2 separate regions of the Mus musculus genome follow, and region 2 is linked to region 1. The links are chromatin loops, found by intact Hi-C in ENCODE. Cell type or tissue: heart. All regions are shown on one strand. Links, peaks and the distances in the headings refer to the core of each region. The heading gives the core; the rest is flanking DNA.

Region 1 (9,945 bases), core at 1,357-9,356:
AATAGATGCATTGTAGAAGTCTAGTATAGTTTCCAGAGTTCATAGTGCCATAGATGTTTTGTATCTAAGGGGAAAGTTGATTATTGTTTGAAATCTCCAACTCTGCGAGCTTTGTGTTGACAATGATAACCTGTGGCAGTTCACACTGAATTTTTTCAGTGAAATCTTTTGATGTGGTTGAGTGACTGTGGTAAAGTTACCAAAGTAGAGGTATGACTTTGACTTTAGGCAGTGATTTGACATCATAAAGATTTTGTTTCTTGGTCATGTTTGATGAGGTAATGGGCCTTGTATGGGCAGATGATGGCAGTCTTTGAACCAGAACACCTTTGGTCCTCTGTAGATGATTATAAAGTACATGATGATGTTCTTAAAGTCACATGGTAGTTATTAAAATTCTATGAGGGCTGGAGAAATGGTTACTGACTGCTCTTCTAAGGTGCTGAGCTTCCATCAACTACATGGTGGCTAACAACCATCTGTAATGGGATCTGATGCCCTCTTCCTGATGTGTTTGAAGACAGCTACAGTGTACTCACATATATAAAATAAATCTTTTTTTAAAAAGTGAAAATCACTGTAAGGTAGGGAGTATGTGATCCTTCATTCAGGCCGGTTCTCTCTCCCAGCTCCTCTGACATCAAGATCGACCGTAGAACCAAAGGCAGTCAGCAGTGGATTCAAGTAACCTCTTGTCAGCACGCCAGGTGCCTGACTCTAGAGTTGGGGTTTCACCTTATTCACACATACTGAGTTCTAAACCATTTCTAATCTTCTGAACTGTTATGAGAGGTGGGCCCACTGTTTGTGATTTCTGATGGCCTCAGTGTGTTTCATTTCAGACTGTCCCTGAAGTGGCAGTTCTACACAGCTTTGGAGGACAATTGTGTAATTGGAAAGTGTCAGGATTACTGATTGACTTGGTGTGGTGGTTACTTTTTTTTTTTTTTTTTTTTTTAAAGATTTATTTATTTATTATTATATGTAAGTGCACTGTAGCTGTCTTCAGACACACCAGAAGAGGGAGTCAGATCTTGTTACGGATGGTTGTGAGCCACCATGTGGTTGCTGGGATTTGAACTCTGGACCTTCGGAAGAGCAGTCGGGTGCTCTTACCCACTGAGCCATCTCACCAGCCCCGTGGTGGTTACTTTTATGTCAACTTAGCACATGCTAGAGTCATTTTGTAAGAGTGGGTCCTAACTTAGAAAATGTTCCTACCAGAATGGCCTGTGAATAAGCTTCCTGGGCATCTTCTTGATTGATGGTTAATATGAGAGGGCCCGGCACACAGTGAGGTGGTGCTACTCTGAGCTAATGCTCTTGGAAGGAAGCAGGCTGAGATTAAATTAATCCAATAAATCTTTCCCTGGATTTCTTTTTTGTCATGGTGTTTTGTAACATCAGTAGAAACCTTAACTAAGGCACTTGGATCAGAAGCCACAGTATCAGTTACATACCAGAGGTATATAAACTGGTTCTCATTCATTCATTCATTCATTCATATATCCTTCCTCCCTCCCATTCTCCCTTTCCTCCCCTTATCCCATCAGATGTCATATAAACATAATTTCTAGTTTATAATCCAGGAAATTTTGAAGATCACTTAAAAACATGTTTAGATATACTTCTAGGTGTTGAATCATCTTTATCTGAAATGGGAAGGGTAGGACCAGAGTTTTTCAAGTTTCAGAGTTTTCTAGTTTGGGGAATGAATAACCTGGATTTTACCCATTGAGTAACCTTAAGCCAAAATTTGAAATCTGCAACATGAAACTTTGAGACTTAGAAAGTTACTGATTTTTCAGACTAAGGATGCTCAAATTGTATGTGCCAGAATATGCTGAGGAACAGAACTGAAACTGGAGTGCTCACACTATGCTCTTACGTGTAAAGAATGTTACATACAATGCACATGATGTGTTTCATTGACTTCATGGTAGAATGGGCATGTCTGTTAGAACTCCTTATTCAGGCTTCTTAAATATCAGCATGGTAACATCGTGTGTAGATAGAAAAAGCTTTTTTGTATTTTATCAAAGTGACGATGTTAAAAAATCCTCTCAGAGCATCAGAGTAGTGATGTGTCTAGCTAGTACCATTTTTGTGTTTGTGTTCTGAGGATGGGCAAGTATGTTTTACATATTCACAGGTTCCTCATTATTGACTGTGCTTTGAGGAGAAGGTATCTTGACGTCTTTTTTGGTAGCAAGAAACTTCGGTTGCCTCAGCTTCACTTGACATAGCTAATGTGATCTGTGGGGATTTCTGTTCTATATCTTTCAATAAATCCTAATGCTTTATTTTGAGAAAGATATAATGCTTACATTTCAAACCTCATTTTAATGCCATTTTTAGCTAATAGGCTTACATGTTTGTGGTAAATGGGAGTGTTTGTTTTGCATTATTCTTATTGTGCACCCAGGTTCAGGCTTGCTCTCTCGATCCCTCCCTCCCTCCCTCCCTCCCTCCCTCCCTCCCCTCCCCTCCCACCACCTGTGTGTTTTGTGTGTGGGTGCACATGTATAGGCCAGAGGTTGATGCTGGATGTCTTCCTCAGTCACATTTCTATCTTAGTTTCTCAGGGTTTATAACTAAATCTGGAACCATTTTAGCTAGTCTGATTCATTGAGTCCTCCTGCTTCATTTCCCCAGCATTGGGCTCCTAGCCTAGGTCTGTGCTTCCACAACCTGGGTTTATATGCATGCAGAGGGTTGGAACTCAGGTCTTGATGCTTAGGAAGCAAGTTCCATTGAGATATCTCCCCAACTCTAAAGTACATTTTTACATTTGTTTGTTGTGTCCGTGTGCTTGTGTGTAAGGTGCATGTAAGGAGGTCAGAGGACAGTTTGCAGGGGTCATTTTTTTCCTCTACCATGTAGGTTCTGGTAGTCAAACTCAGGTCATCAGGTTGGATGTGAGACACTTTGCACCCACTGCCATCTTGCTGGCCTTAGAGCAAACATTTAAAGGCAACAGAAAAAAGTATTTTTTGTGCTATAAAATGGAGTCACATTTAGGGAGAATAGCTAAAATTAATAATAAAACAATAAACAAAAACATTAAGAGGTTTGCATTTATGAGGAAGATTGTTTTCTAAATTTTATTTTTAATTATATATGTACATGTATATGTACATGAGAGTACAATGCTAACAGAGGTCAGAAGAGGACATTGGATCTCTATAGGTGGAGTTACAAGTGATTATGAGCTGCTTACAGTCATCATGCTAGAAACCAAACTCAGGTCCCCTGTGACAATAGAAAGCATTCTTAACCACTGAGTTAAGAGTTTAAGAGTTGAGAAATACTGGGTTATTTCTCATGGATGAGGTGATACTACATGAAAAGAATTTGATATTTATTATTTCATTTTAGAGCACTTTGTGCTCTTTTTCTTCTTTGAGTAGCAGTTCCTTTGATACAGATTTTAGCTGTCTCAGCGACTACACTAAAGGACAGTGAGATGAGGTCCTTTTCCTTCATCTCTCAGTTCTGCTAGTAAAATACACTACTGAGAATGAGCGAGTTTGTTGGTTAGTTTCGTTTTCTTTGGGTGCTTTGTATAGAACGTAGGGCCTCACTTTGGTGGGAGAGGAACACTATAGCATTGAGCTGTAACCCATCCTGAAAGTAGTTATTATATAAGAGAATCAGCTATATCATTTTTCTTTTAATAATTTGATTTCTTAAAACTAATGTTCTTCTGCTATCTCAGATTGCTCACTTTTGTTAAGGCACAAATTGAATTTTTTTTTTTCTATTTTTGAAGTAAATCGCCTCATAGCTGTTGATTAGGGTTGTGTGAAGTAGATAACAAATAATAGCATCTTTCACAAATGCCATGGATGTCCAAAATAGACATTGTCTTTTGGATTTCTGAAAGTGAAAGTCAACAGTTATGTAGATTTGAATAAGTCTTGAGGCAGTGTTATGGCTCTCTAGTTATATTAAAATCCTGAATTAATTTTTTGATGCTGCATTTTGATTCTTGATTAATGGCAAATCCCTTTTTATGGAATATCATTTATATTTACATATAGATATTTATCTTCATCTATGTGCATACTTAGGCAATAGAAAGAAGTAGGCTGACCACAGGAATAATTGCTAAGTTTGGGATTATGTGTATGTTTTGAAGCCTACATGGTGTTTTTCATCTTGTTTTTCATTGTTCTTTAGGGCCCTCCAGAATTTCCACAGCACACACCTGGACCTGTTCCCAACAGTTTTAACCAGCCACCTAGACTTCCTCTCCAGGACCAGTGGAGAGCCCCACCCCCACCTCAGGAACGAGACCCTTTCTTCTTAGGAGGTACATGAAGGGATGTAATGGGCACAGGATGAAGTGACAGAAGCTGCATTGAATGATGTACCTATGCAGTTACTGCTAAAACAGAATTTGCCTCCCACTAGAAGATGTATTACAGTGATTCTACCAGTCATCTCAGTGGCTAAAATTAAACAGTAATTGGATCTGAAATATGACAGTCTTTTACAAAGAAGGCATGGTTTATAGAAAACAGCTCACAAAATCATGCCAGGATAGCTAAATCTAGGACTCTTTATAAAATACGACACTAACACTTGAAAATAGTGAGGCAGTTCCTGAAAACACTCATTGTAAATGTCACTTACTTCCTTGGATAGAGGTATGCGAGAAGAGCATAACCTAAGCTGTATGAATACAGGGCTTGGGCTGAGCTCAGAGCATTTCTTTCTCTGTGTAGGCCTGAGCCTGAGGCTTCTAACCTCTCTGTACAGTCTGATCTTCCAAGCTGACTGTAGATCTGCCGTCTTGTGCTTCTGGCTGAATGGCTCTACTTGGCCTCATAACTAACTTTGGCAATGCATTCTAATCTTCTGGCTCTTTCTCACTCTCTGTCTTGTTCTGTCTTTACCTGTGTCTAGCTTGTTCTCTCTGCAGTCTGTCTCTTCAAAAAACTGCCACACACTCACCACCCACTTTCCTCCTCAGTGCTCTTAAATAACCTGTCTTTCCTGTCTGTTCTTTGTGAGTTGAGTGTATCCTGTCTCTCACTCATTCTGTCAGTCTTTCTCTAATCCATCACTTTGCCCCTCAATTAGATGTCACTTTCAAAACATGGCTGCTCCATTCTACACACTAACCTCCTCTTCATTTTTAGGGATTAAAGGTGTGTGCTAAGGGTGTGTCCATACTCTAGCCAGGTCCTACTGTAATCCAGTAGGTATCAGCATTCTGGAGAGACCCTGCCTTAGCATGTGATCCTATGCCACAGCAGCCATGTTGCTGGATTAAACTTCCTCTATAGCGTATCTAAGAAGTGTTTCTAACTTGAAGGTAATGAATCACTATTCAGTTTCAGGTGAACCAAGATTCCCCAGTCATCTTTTTTTGGAACAGCGAAGTCCTCCTCCACCGCCGCCTCCTCCCACGCTCCTGAACAGCAGCCATCCTGTTCCTACTCAGAGTCCCTTACCGTTCACTCAGCCTGGACCAGCTTTTAATCAGCAAGGACAGCAGCCAGTGTTCCCTCGAGAGAGGCCTGTAAGACCAGCCCTGCAGCCCCCAGGCCCAGTGGGGATCCTGCACTTTAGCCAGCCAGGGTCAGCAACTGCCAGGCCTTTCATTCCTCCTAGACAGCCATTTCTACCCAGCCCGGGACAGCCATTCCTGCCTACACATGCACAGCCTAACCTTCAGGTATGCACATGAGCTAGCCTTGAAGGAAACCATGCCTCTATGGTGCTAAGTCTTTGTGTTTCATGAAAGAGAAGTTTCGGGTTTTGTTTCTGCTAACTTACAGTTATGTAAATGATAGGAGTAGTAGTCTTAAGTATACTGTTCATATAGCCAGCTCTTTTGGACAGTATTGTTTACTTCCTTAATACTAGGAAATGTGATAAAGTGATTCTTGTTTTCTAGGAACTGAACTTGGAATTTTAAAAGCGATGTAAGACCACTAACATTTAAAGTATTTAAAGCCCTGATAGTTTATCTTGTGTAATGCTTTTTTAGCATCCTATTCCTGCTCAGGAGAAACAATGGCCTTTCTTGGTGGGGAGAAAAAGTGTGCTCTTTCTCACTCTTTATATGACAGACTTGTGCGCCCTCTGCTGGTAGGCATTTACTGGCCAGTATAAGAATTGTGACATTTTTCCTATCATTCATATATATATCTTAATTATCAAGATGTATAGTGATCACGTGAGTTGCAAAGGTATTCCTTAATTCCAGAACTTGGGAAGTATTGTGTACTCAAAAAAGGTGGAGGGAGAGTTGGTAATAATATACTTGTCTCAACTATTTGGATACCCAGAGAATACAAGAATGTCTATTTAGAGACTAGAAAGATGGCTCAGTCATTAAAAGCATTTGCTGCCTCTCCAGAGGATGGGATCCAATCCCCAGCACATACGGGGTGGCTCACAATCATTTGTAACTCGCGTCCCAACGGATCCAAAGTCTTCTGGCCTTGGTAGGCATCAGACATGCCCAAGGTACATAGACATACATTCACCTAAAACATCCATACACATAAATAAACTATTGAAAAGTATATCTAAGCTGGCAGATAGCATAGCAGGTAACAACGCCTGCAGTCAAGCCTGATCACCTGAGTTTGAGCCCTGCAGCTTACATGATGGAAAGACAGATCTGACTCTAGCAAGTTATCGCCTCGGGCACATGTTCATGTTCATACTTATATACTCACATATATACATAGCTAGTCAAGCAACACGTAAATGACATAAAATTAAAAAGAATATACATTTAAGCTAGAAAGAAAAGATAACTATTTACAGTGTTCAAAACGGGTTAAATATTTTGATTTTTTAAAAATAAAAATAGAAATAATTTCTCCTTTGTTATAGAAATATTAGAAGATAGGTGAATCTAAAGAAATTAATAATTCCGTTACCATACAGCAGTTGCCGCTATGAACATGTAGTTGGAAAGCCTTGTGTCCTTGTGTCTGTACTTTCCCCTTGTAGACCCTTTGAGCATGCTGGGGGAGGTTGCCATTTATGATGACGCATATGCTTAGGCGAGCAAAGGTAGTGTAGTGTCAGCAGCCAATTGCTGCATTTATGATGGTGTTAGTTCTCCACATAAGCTTGTTCTCATGCTGGGTTTTTAAGGAAACCATTGCATTGAGATCTCCCTAGCACATTTATTAATAAGCTGTTGTTTCTCTTTCTTTTGTAATGGAAGGGACCCTTGCATCCTCCGTTGCCACCACCTCATCAACCACAGCCCCAGCCGCAACAGCCCCAACAGCAGCCCCAGCATCACCAGCACCAGCCGCCCCTTCAGCCTCCCCTCCAGCCTCCACACCAGCCTCCCCCACAGCATCAGCCTCCCCCTCAGCATCAGCCACAGCAGCACCAGCATCATCATCACCTTTCTGCTCCTCCCCCTCCTCTGATGCCCATGTCTCAGCCGCAGTTCAGGCCGCATGTACAGACTGCCCAGCCACAGCCCAGCAGCAGTCGGATGCAGTGTACCCCACATCAGGGGCTCCGGCATGTGAGTAACAGATATGGGTTAACTTGCAGGTTTTATGGGACATAATTTTTGAGTTAGATAATTTTTAGAGTATTTTGCAAAAAAAATTTAATTATAGATATTAACTTACCCTTTTCTGAGCCTTGAGTTTTCTGTAGTGATTAGATAGTACTGTCATTCTTTCAGTGCAAGGGGTTTAGCTTTTTATATAGATTATCGGCCCCTGTGGGTCCTGATTCAGAGCTTCCATTCAGTTATAGGAAATTAACTTATATTTGTTGGTGGTGTTACATTTTACATATGGTCTTGTCATCCATTGAAAGGAACTGGGAACTAGTAGGCTGGTATGAGAGTAAGATGTAGCTCCCTTCCATTGTCTTGTCTCACAATATCCTAACACAGTTCCTTTCTATGAGCCTGCGTCTTAGTCCTGTACTTTTATTCTAATAGTTTGAGGAAGTCAGTGAGTTGCTTTGAGCCTGTTTTCCTAATCCTGCCTCTTTATATCGTAATATGACTTGAACAAAACCTTTAAGGGATTTCTAGATAGAGGAGAGGCGTGTGTAGTCCTGTTTCCTTGTTAAGGTGATGCCAGAAGCGCAGTTCCTCTTTGTCTCAGCCATCTCTGATCCTTGACATGTGGGTTCTCTTCTCAGGCATGTCTCTTCTTGTGAAATAACTTTGTGGCACCTTTCTCCTCCAGAAAGCTTTTTATAAGATTAAAACAGAGCGTTGGGTTCTCCTGTTCCATTTTAAACGTAGGTAAAGTAGAAACAATGTGCCATTGATACAGTTGGGTCCTTGAGGCAGGCAGAGTGAGGTGTTATTTATTGCTTGGCCCAGAATGCTGTTAAAAATGTTAGTCCATATAACGAAAAATCACTGGGTTTGACTTTTGTAAGTGGAAGCTGTATCTTTATGGAACTGAGTCCTAAGCATCAGGGCACACAGCAATACACAGCACACAGCATAAAAAGTATTTGCCAAACAGTAAGGGGGTTACCTCTCAGAAAGGAAGGCAGTTATTGATGACAGTGATCACTTGTTGTTTTACTCACTCATAAACTTGTGTTTCTTTTTGTGACAGAATGCAGCATCTCAGAATATAAGCAAACGGCCCATGCAGCAGATGCAACCCACTGCTCCCAGGAACAGTAATCTCCGTGAACTCCCCATAGCACCTTCACATGTTTTGGAGATGAGTGGTAACCGATGCTCCTCTACACCTGTTGCTCAGGTGAAGTCCATTGTCAACACATCCCCACCTTGTAGGGCTGTGGTGTCTTCCAGGAGCTCACAGGGCAATACTGATGCAAAAGCCAAGCCACTTAGTCCTGAAGCTCAACCTAAGGAAGAAGCAAAACCAGAAGCAGAGGTAGGACGCCTTCCCGGGGTGCATTGTCTCTGGAGTAGAGTCCTGAGCACCAGTGTATTCTGCTTAGTGCACTCATGCAAGGATTATATTTGTACAGTTATTGTTGTATTATATAGAATCAATATATATTCAGGTTTAGCAGATGTTTTCTGTAAAAGACCTCCAAGTTCTATAAATGTTCTAGACAATCATAGTTACTTACTTCACCATTGTGGTACAAAGTGCTTTATAATAGTTCTTACAGGAACAGATGCGTTGAATACCAGTAAAACCTTACTCACAAAACCATGTGGTTCTGTGGCTTTACTTATATTTAGTAATTTAGAGTAGGTGTGGGGTAATAAATGTGGATCAGTATTTTATATGATTTTCACTTCTTACAAACCTCAACTTTCTTACCTGTTAAGTGAGGATGAAATAAGGTAGGGTGTACCTGGGAGCTGGGCACAGATAAGTACAGCACATGTTGAGTGGACTGATTATTACGTTGTTCAGTGTAATGATAGCAAGAATTGAGGGAATTCATCCTTCTTAAAAAAACCAGTTAATACTGTTTTAACCTTTTAATTAGGCTTTCATCATTCAGGTTTTTTTTTCTGATAAGTGATTCTGATGGTATTAATTGTATCACATCAAAATTAGGAAGTCAGAATGTTTTGGATGGCATTTAATAGACATATTAAAAGTTTGATATGCGGGTTCCATAATCGGTGCATGAAAGAAGACTAACTCTACTGGACTGAAACGACATGGTTTATAAAGAGCCTTTGTGATCTGGGTCTTGGGTTGCAACCTTGTAATCTCAGCTACTCTGAAGGTAGCCATCTTATCTTCTCTTGAGCTTTTAAGTCGGTGAGACAGACTAAACCTTCAAGTTTAAAATAAAGGCCCAACCTAGTCGGCCATCAGTGGGAGGAGAGGCCCTTGGTCTTGGGAAGATCATATGCCCCAGTACAGGGGAATGCCAGGGCCAGGAAGTGGGAGTGGGTGGGTTGGGGAGCAGGGTGGGGTGAGAGCATAGGGGACTTAATGGGGACTTAACTTAATAGGGGACTCACTTAATCTCAGCTATTCTGAA
Region 2 (9,945 bases), core at 611-8,610, 260 kb before region 1:
GCCTCGTGACTGGCCACATTCCTGAATTTGTTGGAAAGAAATAACCTACACACCATACCTGGCTACCTCAGCATGAGAAGGCTTTTCCTTCCAATTTTGCTGCTTGACCAAATGGAATGGTTGTTGCTCTGGTTGCATATAGTATAGCTATTGTCTCATCTCTCTCTCTCTCTCTCTCTCTCTCTCTCTCTCTCTGCTCTACAGATGCCCACAGTGTGTGGCCTTCTGGGGATTTTGAGAGCTATATGGGGCTCTGAGGAGCAGCAGGCACCATCTGAAAGGTGTGTTCAGCCAAAAGCACATATCACGAGTGTGTCTCTGTGTGTGTGAGTATAAGTTTGAGTGTGTGTAAAAGTGTGGATGTGTGCATGGGTGTGTGCGAGTGCACGGTGGTACTTTCTATGCCTCTTCAAGGAACAGAGACCAGGCTTCCTTTTGGCAGGAAAGCTACTCTAGATCTTCGGAATCACTGGCAGCCCTAGCCCCATACCCCATCTTTGCTTCCTCTGAGACAGGATAAAATGGAGAAGAAATATTGCCATTTAGTCAAAACCCAACTATTGACCTGGTTGTTCTGGATGCTGCCATCTTGCTTGGTCACCTTCTAGGTTGGCACTCCATGTAGGGTGTGTTCAGATGTGCCCAAATCTGCAATATTCACGAGACAGGCTTGACTTCAGCAGCAGGATTCACACTGTTTTGCACTGCAGAAAGTGTTTCCTTGGTGCCTGATCAGGTGGAGCATGGCAGAGATGTGATTCTCTATGTGTGTGTGTGTGTGTGTGTGTGTGTGTGTGTGTGTGTGGTGTGTGTGTGTGTGTGTGTGTGTGTGTGTAGGTTGAAATTGGTGGGGGGGGGGAGGAGGTCAATTTGCTAGTTTTGAAAGGTTCATTGAAATATGTTAATAAGATAAAATGAAAATCGTTTGCAAATTAGACCTTAAACTTTCTCACAAAAATTCATCTTTTAAAGAACAACCATTAATGGGCTTCTGTTACCAATATTTTCTATAGAGCATTTTTTTACCTGATTTGTTCTAATCGAGCTTCATGAGTGATATGTTCCTATTCAAGTGTAGCACTTTTTTTTTTTATTTACACATTTTGACATTTCTCCTGGGAGTATAGTGTGTCAGGACAAGAGGCAAGTGCCCGCCCGTTTTAGGAGCAGGTTCTTATAACAACAGCCCCATTCCTAGGAGCCTCACTCAAGCAGAAAGAATCCGTTTCTGTTCGTTAACATTTTTTGAGCCAGAAAATTAAAAACAAATATTTAACTTCCCAATTTGGAATTCAGGTGGGCATTGACGGCTAAACTTTTGCAATGCATACTCAATGAACTAAACACAATCTTTACTAGCCAAATAAAACTCCGTTCCCATGGTTCAAAAACAAGTTAGAATACGCCAAAGAATGGATAAAATTCATGGAGAATGTCCATGGTGGGTGCTGACATGTTTGAACTTGGCCAAGAGACAGCTTTTGGACACTGCTCGATTCAGAGGCATTGATACATCTAATAAAGCTATATTTAGAACAGATAAGTGCTAAATAAACATGGACACTGACAAACTTATGGCTTTCATTTTTTTCTCTTCCAACGCAGCTTTTACAGTTCACCACAACCATGGTGGAATGACAAAGCTTCCTGAGAATGCTCTTATATGGGGCTCTCCACCTGACCACCACTTCCCCTGTGCAGGATGCCAGTTGGAAGCAGGAATTGAATCCACCAGAGTCCATCCATTGTTGTGAGCTCCTGGTTCTGGTGCTATATTCTTGTCAGTTCTCTTATTTCTCCAGTATTTCTCCTATATCTCGTCAGCACACAATTAACATCTCTGATAGTTCTCTCCCCAACAAAAAATAAATCTGTAAAATTTATCTCTAGATAAATCTCTAGAGCCAGGTACCTGAGGTTCAAGGCTGATAAGGAGCTCGGATTCCTGAATTTGGCATCCACTGAGCAGCACCTCCAGCTATCAGCTTCTCAACCAGCGAGGTCCCTGCAGAAGCATCCTCAGCTGAGTCCAGAACCTGATTTCCACTGATCATTCAAATATGGGTCCTTGTGTCATGACTACTGAACTGGAAGCTGCTAGTACCCAGGTCGATAAAGGCACAAATCCAATGGTCTTGTTAGCCGTGTCTGTGAGTTGGGCATGGGAAAGCACTCGAGCGCACACACACACACACACACACACACACACACACACACACACACACACAGGTCCAGATCAGTAAAGTAAGGCAGGAAAGTTCAAGTTCAGATAAGAGGAGCAATCCATGTATGGGTTACCCTCTCCAGCTACTCAGGCCCAGCAGCTGGAACACCAGAGCCTTCCTTTTCCAGAGAGTCCATAGCTTAAAGGTCAGGAAGAGATAGAAAAGACAGGCCTTTTTAAAGCCTTTGGAAACAACTAACTTTTAAATGAGCCTCTACTATGTAACCAGAATAGAGTTTAGACCAAAGAGGTCCTGGTCTCATCCTATTTCCTAGAAGATAACAGAGCCTAGAGCTCTGAGCCTTAGCAATATACTAAATTATCGATTAGTTTTTAAAGAGGCACCCAACCATGAATTAGCAACCCACACCATTAAAATGTGGGATCAGCAATATTTGGTTTTGCAGAGCCCATTACTTCTTACACACACACACACACACACACACACACACACACACGTCTATATTAAATATGGAAAAGAAAAAGAAATTGGAAAGAGAAACAAAATATTTGGCTCTCTCTCTCTCTCTCTCTCTCTCTCTCTCTCTCACTAACAAAATTGTTATTAACACTTTTCTCAAATCACCCAGAGAAAGCCACAGGAATGTTCTGCCCAGGAATCCTGCAGCTTCTCTTTGCCGGGCAAAGAAACACAGGCAAAACCACACTCAGTTCAAACAAACCTGTGTCTCCCACAGCAAGGAGACCGGCTGTCTGGGATCTGACAACCCTGAAGACCCTGTCTGTTGCAGCTTCCCGGGAATCTGACAGTCTTGGGGTGGGGGGTGGGGGGATCACCTATCTACATTTACAGAAAAAGACACTGAGTCTGAAAGCTAAAAGGGAATCCTCCTGCCTCTCACTTTCTCAGCAGTTCCTCAGAAGGGGAAACTTTGATCAACCTGCATTTTCTTCTCCTGTGGAGCTGAGCTTCCCACAGACCCACATTCCACTCCCAACCAGAAAGGCAAAAACATTCCATTTTAGAATGGGTTTTGTCCCTTTAGTTTTCAGCCTAGAGAAAACCTTCAGAAAGCCACAGACAGACTTGATAGCTTCCAAATGCTTTCCGAAACGTCCTTGGCTACTCGGGGAGCTAGCTACAGCCCTCTGCCCCGAAAGTTAATTGCAAACTTAAACGATTATAAATTCTCTCTTGCCTCGCCCCAAAGACATTGTGTTAATTTATAACACGCGCAAGAGCCTGATTAACAAACCCAGACTAAATTTACATGTGGCAGAAAGCAACAGATTTAGTTTTAAAATAATAAACGAAGCAGATTTTTGCCAATTCTTCTCTCCCGAGGTTTGATGATCTATGATCCCTGCTCATAAGTTTTTAAACACCCGACTCTGCCTGGATATTTTTTTAAAAAAATGAATCGATTTGTAGTCCTAGCTGCGTTTGCCTGTGGGGAAGGCGGCCGCGTTTGCAGACACCTCAGCAGCGGGAGCGGGGTGTCCTTCTATCAAAGAGTCGCCAGGGGGCAAGAAGCGTTAACAAAGGCTGCGCTTGGCGCACTTCCTTTATCTACCCGTGCGTGTCACACCGTACAGGGCGAGATGTCATTTTGCAAGGTTATAGTCTCCAATCCCACACAGCCTTCTGGCTCATCATTTACCTCTTGGGCACAAACAAACAGCCTCTTTAAATAAAACCAGAGAAGGGAAGCAGATACCTGTGTACAATTAAAATCACAAAAGCAAGCCAGAGCGTACTGAACCTTGCTGGTAATCCGACTTACCTTGCTCGTACTTCGGCCTAATCCTATTTTCTCCTCTCTCTACAATGAATCTGCAAGGCCACGTTTTTTCCTGTTCTTCCAGAGGGTAGTTACCTAGGTGGTTGGGCTGAGGGGTGCTGACCCCCAAAGTGAAGAGATGCTCGGTGGGCAGGCTTCCTGTCTGCCGGGCCTGGAGGTCCCAGTGCAGAGGCTGCTGTGCCAGACAGAAAGCAAACGAAATCACTCAAGGGAAACTTGGCTGGAGACAAAACACATTCAATTTCCTGACGACCTCGCTTTCTCTACCGAATTATTTGCTTTTACAAAGACACATTAAACAAATTAAACACCATCACCACCACCCCCAAAAGGAGTTCTCTGGCTCAGAAAATAGCTTCGCTTAAAAAGGGCGGGCATAGTAATAATAAGAAGAAATGAAAGAAAACAACACGTCAGGTCGTTAAAAGAAACTCTTTTTGACACCTCAAATCCTGGCAAATTTGTAACGTCATCCTTCGTACGCAGCTCAAACAATGGGACCCTGTGCTAATGTCAGCGACAGTCCAGAAAGCTAGCACACAGCTTATGTGGGAATATTTTCACACCTTCTCCTTCCAAACCTCAGCCCCCCCCCCCCCCCACCTCTCTCCCGGGGCTGATCCAGGTTTCAGCCTGGCCCCTCCAGATAAGTCTGGAAAAGGAGATTTGTTCTGAGGTGGGTGGGGTGAGGCGCGGCGCACAGCGGGGAAGGAGCCAAATATTGCTACCTTTGTATTTTAGGGTTTTATTTCTTTACTATCCCCCCCTCAGCTCTCACCTCCCAGTATCGTTTCTCTTTGAAATGTCATGAACTTGGCGCTTTCAGACCAAACCTCCGGGCTCAGGCCTGAGACAATGGGATTGTCAGAGGGCCAGCGCCAGCTTTTTCTGCGTGTTCACAGAGCGTTAAGCCTTTATCCCACGAAATGGCTCCGTGTGACCAGGTCAGACAAAAGCCAACCTCTGTCTTCCTCTCTGAGGGGACCTGGGCTGAGCCCCGTGTACTGAGTGGTGCTGCTCTGGGGAGGGGCTAAAGGCCGCTGAGCCGGGTCCCTGGCGCAGTAGCCTGAGCAGGGCAAGGCTGCCGGTCTGCCTTCTTTCACCCAGACTCGGTGGACAATTGTTTCGGAGCTCCTGGCTCCAGTGTCTCTCCCCTAAGGCCGGTGCACTTGGTCCATTCAAACCGGCAAAGGGTGCACTCGCGCTACTCTGTAGCCTCTGTCCCGGGGATACACTTCTCCAGCATCTGACCTTCTCCACCCGCATGCCCCGAGGCCATAGGTCCTGGGTGTGTTGGGCATGGTGGGGTGGGTGAACCATGGTGCTTGTGTGGACCACTAACACCACACACAGGAACCATGAGCTTGTCTGTGTGTGCACGGGTGGTTTCAGTGTGCCTGTGGAAGGGGCTGGACGAGTTGGCTGAAGGATGAACCTGTTTTGGACTCCCATGGATCTTACTGGGACTTCGGGAGTGTGGGTCCCGCGCGGTGAGTGACTGGGGCTCTCAACAGCTCTCTTCTACAAGCTCTCAGTTGAGTGGCAAGGGCAGGGACCAGAGCGTGTGTGAAGTGTGGTCTGTGCATAGGGTGGGGCACTGGGGTCCCACTGCAGCATCAGGGACTGCACTGGCCAGGCCTTTGGGCATTGCACCTTCTAAGTGCAAAGTAGACAACAAGGGCAGGAACAAAATGGAGGAGGTTGCTCACAAACTCTAAAGGATGGGGACCCTAACAAGGGGAAATAGGATATTTCTTCCAGGCTGCTCCGAATTGAAATCCCTATAGGGAGGGAAGAAGATGGTGACCCTGGAATATTTACAAAGACAACAGGGTTCCCTAACTAAGGCAGACTAAGGTTTCACTGAGAGCTGCCCAGGATTTTGAGTTGGGGGTGAGGAAGGAGTTGATTGCCTGGGAGGCCAGGCTCCTCAGTTTGCACTTTCTTTCCTGCCTTGTGCAGGTTAGAGCTAGAAGGACAGACAGAGCTAGAAGGACAGACAGTACCTGAGCTTGTCTAGTTCTCACACCAGGAGGAGGAGGGTGGGGGGAGAGCAGGACTCCTGCTCCTGCACCCTAGCTTCCCAGAGTAGGTCCTGCAACTTGTGAGGTCAGTTGGCTTCCTCCTTTGCAGGTGGGAAAGCTCTTCTCTACTCTGAGCAACCAACCCTTAGCTCCAGGCTGCATGAGCTGTTTCCCCCCCCCCCCCCCCCGACACACAGGAGGGCACCTAACTAGTAGCCTGCATGGCTCTTTGGCTGAGAGTTGATGACCTAGCTGAGGAGCTACCAACAACAACTGGCTAGTCCCTTGTCAGAAAGACCCAGGAACCAGCTTTCCTCAAAGCTTTAAGGTAGAAGCACCCAGGGACCCTGAGGTTACCTGGTGATGTTGACTTCACCCTGGCAAGGGAGGCTAGGGGCTCTATTGTTTTTAAGTGTTCAAAAACCATGGACGCAGAGTTTTTTTTTTTTTTTTTTTTTTTTTTTTTTGCCTTGTACCTGGCCATCTGTGCTATGTTGGGCAGCCAGTGCCCTCTACTCTTTTGTGAGACCCTGGTCACTGTCCCCCTGTTGCTCCTCCCTCTTCCTATGTCCAGGGTAGGACTTCTGGCACCTCCAGGATCCTTACAGACAGTCTGCAGGAGCTACAAACCAGCCTTGCCTTCTCCATGCCAATGGCATGCTCTACAGACCATACTTCTTGTTTCTCTGTTCCCTGGTAGATGGAGCCTCCCACAGCCTCAGGCTGTAGGTGCTTTAGAGGAAAGTAAGGCTTTCCTGGCCAGGTTACTTCCCAATCATAAAGGATTCACCAATGAATTAAGCCTTTTGCCTAGGAATTGCCAAGATTTAACATAGGGAAGCAGAGATTCAGAAACCCCTTTCTAATCTCCATTCCATGGGCAGGGAACAGGAAAGCAGTTTGGTCACAATATGTAAGGAAAAATGTAGATTAAGTCCCAGACAGATGATCTCCGATCCAGAGCACACTCAAGTTTCTAGCAGGTGTGTGCTGGGTCCAGGTGCTGCTTCAATGCCTTAAGTCACAGGCAGACTTCGGGCTGTGGGCAGCCTGCTGAGGCACAATCGGAACAGCACATCCTTGCCTCCCAAAGACTTGGCTGGGCTTTCATGGCTTCTGTGGCCTTGGTTGCTATTTCTTCCCCTTCTAGAATCTTCGTGCTCAGGGCTCACCCTGATGAAAACAGACAATGATGGAACTGTTTAGGGATAATGAGCCTGGTTTTGTGTAGCAGCTGAATATGAATGTATAGGGATCCATGACCATTGCAACTAGTAGGCAGCAAGTACTCTGAGCCAGGTGCTGCTCCACACACTTGCAAACACACCTCTGATTTTATCATGCACCAGTGAGGGAGATGCCAGGTGCTGCTCCACTCCGCGACAGGGATGAGAATCACCTAGGAGGTGCACCCAGGACTCCGGGACGTCTGTGAGGGTTTCTAGAGGTGTAACTGAGGAGAGAAGCCACTCCCTGAATGTGGGCAGCACCATCCCAGGGCAGAGGCCTGAGCAGAATCAAAAGGAGAAACACAGTGGATCCTCAGCACCCTTGCGTTGACCATAGATGGAGTATGGCCAGCTGGCTCACACTGCTGCCACCTTCCTGCCCATGATGGGGGAGCTAGAATAAACCCTTCTTCCCCAAGTTGCTTCTCATGTATCTTCTTTTATTCTTGAGCATATCATACATGCATACAATTAAATATGATCATATCTGTCTCCATTTCATCCCTTTCAACTGTCCCCACTCTGGGTGAGGAGTTACCTCCACGAGCACAGGTGATTCAAGAGGTAAGGGGGCCTTAAAAATTCTGTAAGTTTCAAAAACTTCCTGAGACTTTTGAGTTGTGTTCATTTTCTGAGTCTAGGAAAATTCATTTACTTTTTGAGTCTTATATGGTTCCTCCTTCTTGAAGGAGGGAAAAGTCCCTTTCTGAGAAATAGCAACAAAAGGGATATACTCCTCTACCCAAATTAAGAGCCCCGTGGAAGCCACATACAGTCCACGCTGCTGGACTAGGAGCAGGACTAGGTGAGCCCTAGTCTGGCAGGGAAGTTTAAACCAGCTTCTTTAAGAGCTTGTTAGCTCCAGGCACTTGGCATTTCTTGTCTGAAGAAGCAGCTGTACTCCTACCAGCATGGGCTTTCTGTGGGGTGCTGCTGCTGTGGCCAGAGGGTCAGTTTAGTTCTGTTTAATCTGCCTGCTGTGCTTCATCCATGCCCTCAGTCTGAGCCTGTTAGTCCAAGGCTCCTCAGGCCAAGAGGCCACTGGATGGGAAGATGTGCAGTGGTGTTTACTTGAACTATAAAGTAGATTAAGATAGAAGTAAAAAGCATAAGCCCATTGTCTACAATAAAGGTAGAACTTGGGCCCAGTGAAGCTTTGGCATCATTGGCAGAGTGTGAAGAGGGGTGCTGTGGAGTTCTGTGATGGAATGAGACTTTCCTCTGACACTTCTGAGGTTCAGACATCATGGCCATCAGGCACCGTGGCCATCAGGCACCGTGGGATGGCCTTCGCCCTGCTCAGCATAGCCCATTGTACAGAAGAGGACACAGGGTACAGTGATTTCCCATTGTGTGCTCATTGACTCGTCTCACTGCTCTCACTGAGCCACACCTGTGCTACTTAGGATGGCCTGAGGTTTTTATTCTGGTTAGGAAGGCAAAAGCACCCTCAGGAAGGCAGGAGAAAGGAGGAGAAGGGGATAAAGGATGTCCTGGTACAATGGAGTTTGCTAGCCAGGTGGGAGTTCCAGAAAGGGAGGGAGGCCTGGCCTCCCTTAGGGCAGAGGATGCCCTCTGCAACAGGGACACATCTGTCCATCTGTTAGTCTCACTGTTAGATCGTAGAAGCCTTGGTCCTTATCTGAGGGCCCTCACTGCCCCTACCAGCTGCTTGTGACCCCAGAAATAGCTGCCAACGGTAGAAATGGTTGCCACCCTCTTCTTTTCCCCAGACTCTCTGTGTCCTCCTGTGTCTAGTCCTCTAGAAATGCCAGTACACCCTGGTTCCATGGTCACTGTCCTCACCTACATCCATCAAGAAGGTGTCCCCGCAACAAGTTGATAGAGCCCTGGTGACTTATTGGGGGGGGGTCCTTAGCCTCAACACCTCTTAAAAGAAGGAGGAGAGAAAGGAAGAAAGGAAGAGGGAGGGAGGGAGGGAGGGAGGGAAAGAGAGAGGAGAGAGAAAGAGGGAGGGAGAGAGGAAGAGAGGAAGGGAGAGAGAGGGAAAGAGAGAGAGGGAGGGAAAAGGGAGAGAGAGAGAAGAAGAAGAAGAAGAAGAAGAAGAAGAAGAAGAAGAAGAAGAAGAAGAAGAAGAAGAAGAAGAAGAAAAAGAAGAAGAAGAGAAGGAGGAGGAGGAGAAGGAAGGAAGGAAGGAAGGAAGGAAGGAAGGAGAAACCAGGCTCTTGACTCCATTAATTCAGTACCAGTTTTAAAACAGGAGAAGAACACAAGTCATGTGGTCTGGGGATGATTTGCAAATTTCTTGCACCTCCACCTCTTTGAGCCTGATAAATATTTGACTCAGGGCTGGACTGCCAGGCTGTGGTGCCTGGTGCTCTCTGCAATCTCCCTGGTAGCTGAGGAACCTGTGGCTGAAAACAGGATGCATTATTAATCCTCCTCCTAGGCTGTGGGAAAAGAGCTCCCCAACATTTTAAAGACTCTGGCAGACTGGCAGGAGCTCCTCGGAGCAGAGTGGGCAGGATTTGTAGCTTGGCGGTAGACTGTGAACTCAGAGCCCGCTGGCAGGTCAGCACAACGGCCTCGTTCACAGTGTCACATTCCTGGTCTCATGCAATGGGAAGATATATGCTCTATGCTTTTCATTTTGTGATATTTCCCAGGAGAGATCAGGCTGTGAGTTTTTCTGGTTAATGATTTTTCCACTCAAACATAAACAATTTATGAAGGCACACTGTTCC

What was found. Hi-C counts contacts between places; a loop is a spot of excess contacts. Peaks named below come from ENCODE experiments on the same cell type or tissue, not always from the same donor. Only the 100,000 strongest peaks of a DNase experiment are listed, where the experiment ranks them.
Region 2: a loop joins it to region 1, with 9 times the contacts of the local background. A loop is called at or near these places in 10 of 42 quality-filtered maps.

The regions. Positions count from the first base shown.
Region 1 is chr5:28,382,305-28,392,249 of GRCm38, forward strand. Rbm33 (RNA binding motif protein 33) reads left to right here. Exons shown (of 19, transcript NM_028234.1): 11 at 4,183-4,315; 12 at 5,343-5,686; 13 at 7,199-7,513; 14 at 8,580-8,867. Among named protein-coding and RNA genes, the nearest start is that of Rbm33, 70 kb to the left of the region's middle. In heart, for the core only: a CTCF peak has its summit at 6,111 (motif pointing left); no DNase peak of the experiment used is centred there.
Region 2 is chr5:28,119,523-28,129,467 of GRCm38, forward strand. It overlaps Gm35223 (a long non-coding RNA gene), which reads right to left and starts at 4,393. Exons shown (of 3, transcript XR_880905.2): 1 at 3,970-4,393. It overlaps Gm35055 (a long non-coding RNA gene), which reads left to right. Exons shown (of 3, transcript XR_389791.3): 2 at 205-281; 3 at 1,606-2,130. In heart, for the core only: a CTCF peak has its summit at 3,707; a DNase peak (open chromatin) is centred at 3,719; H3K4me3 peaks cover 542 bases; H3K27me3 peaks cover 7,267 bases.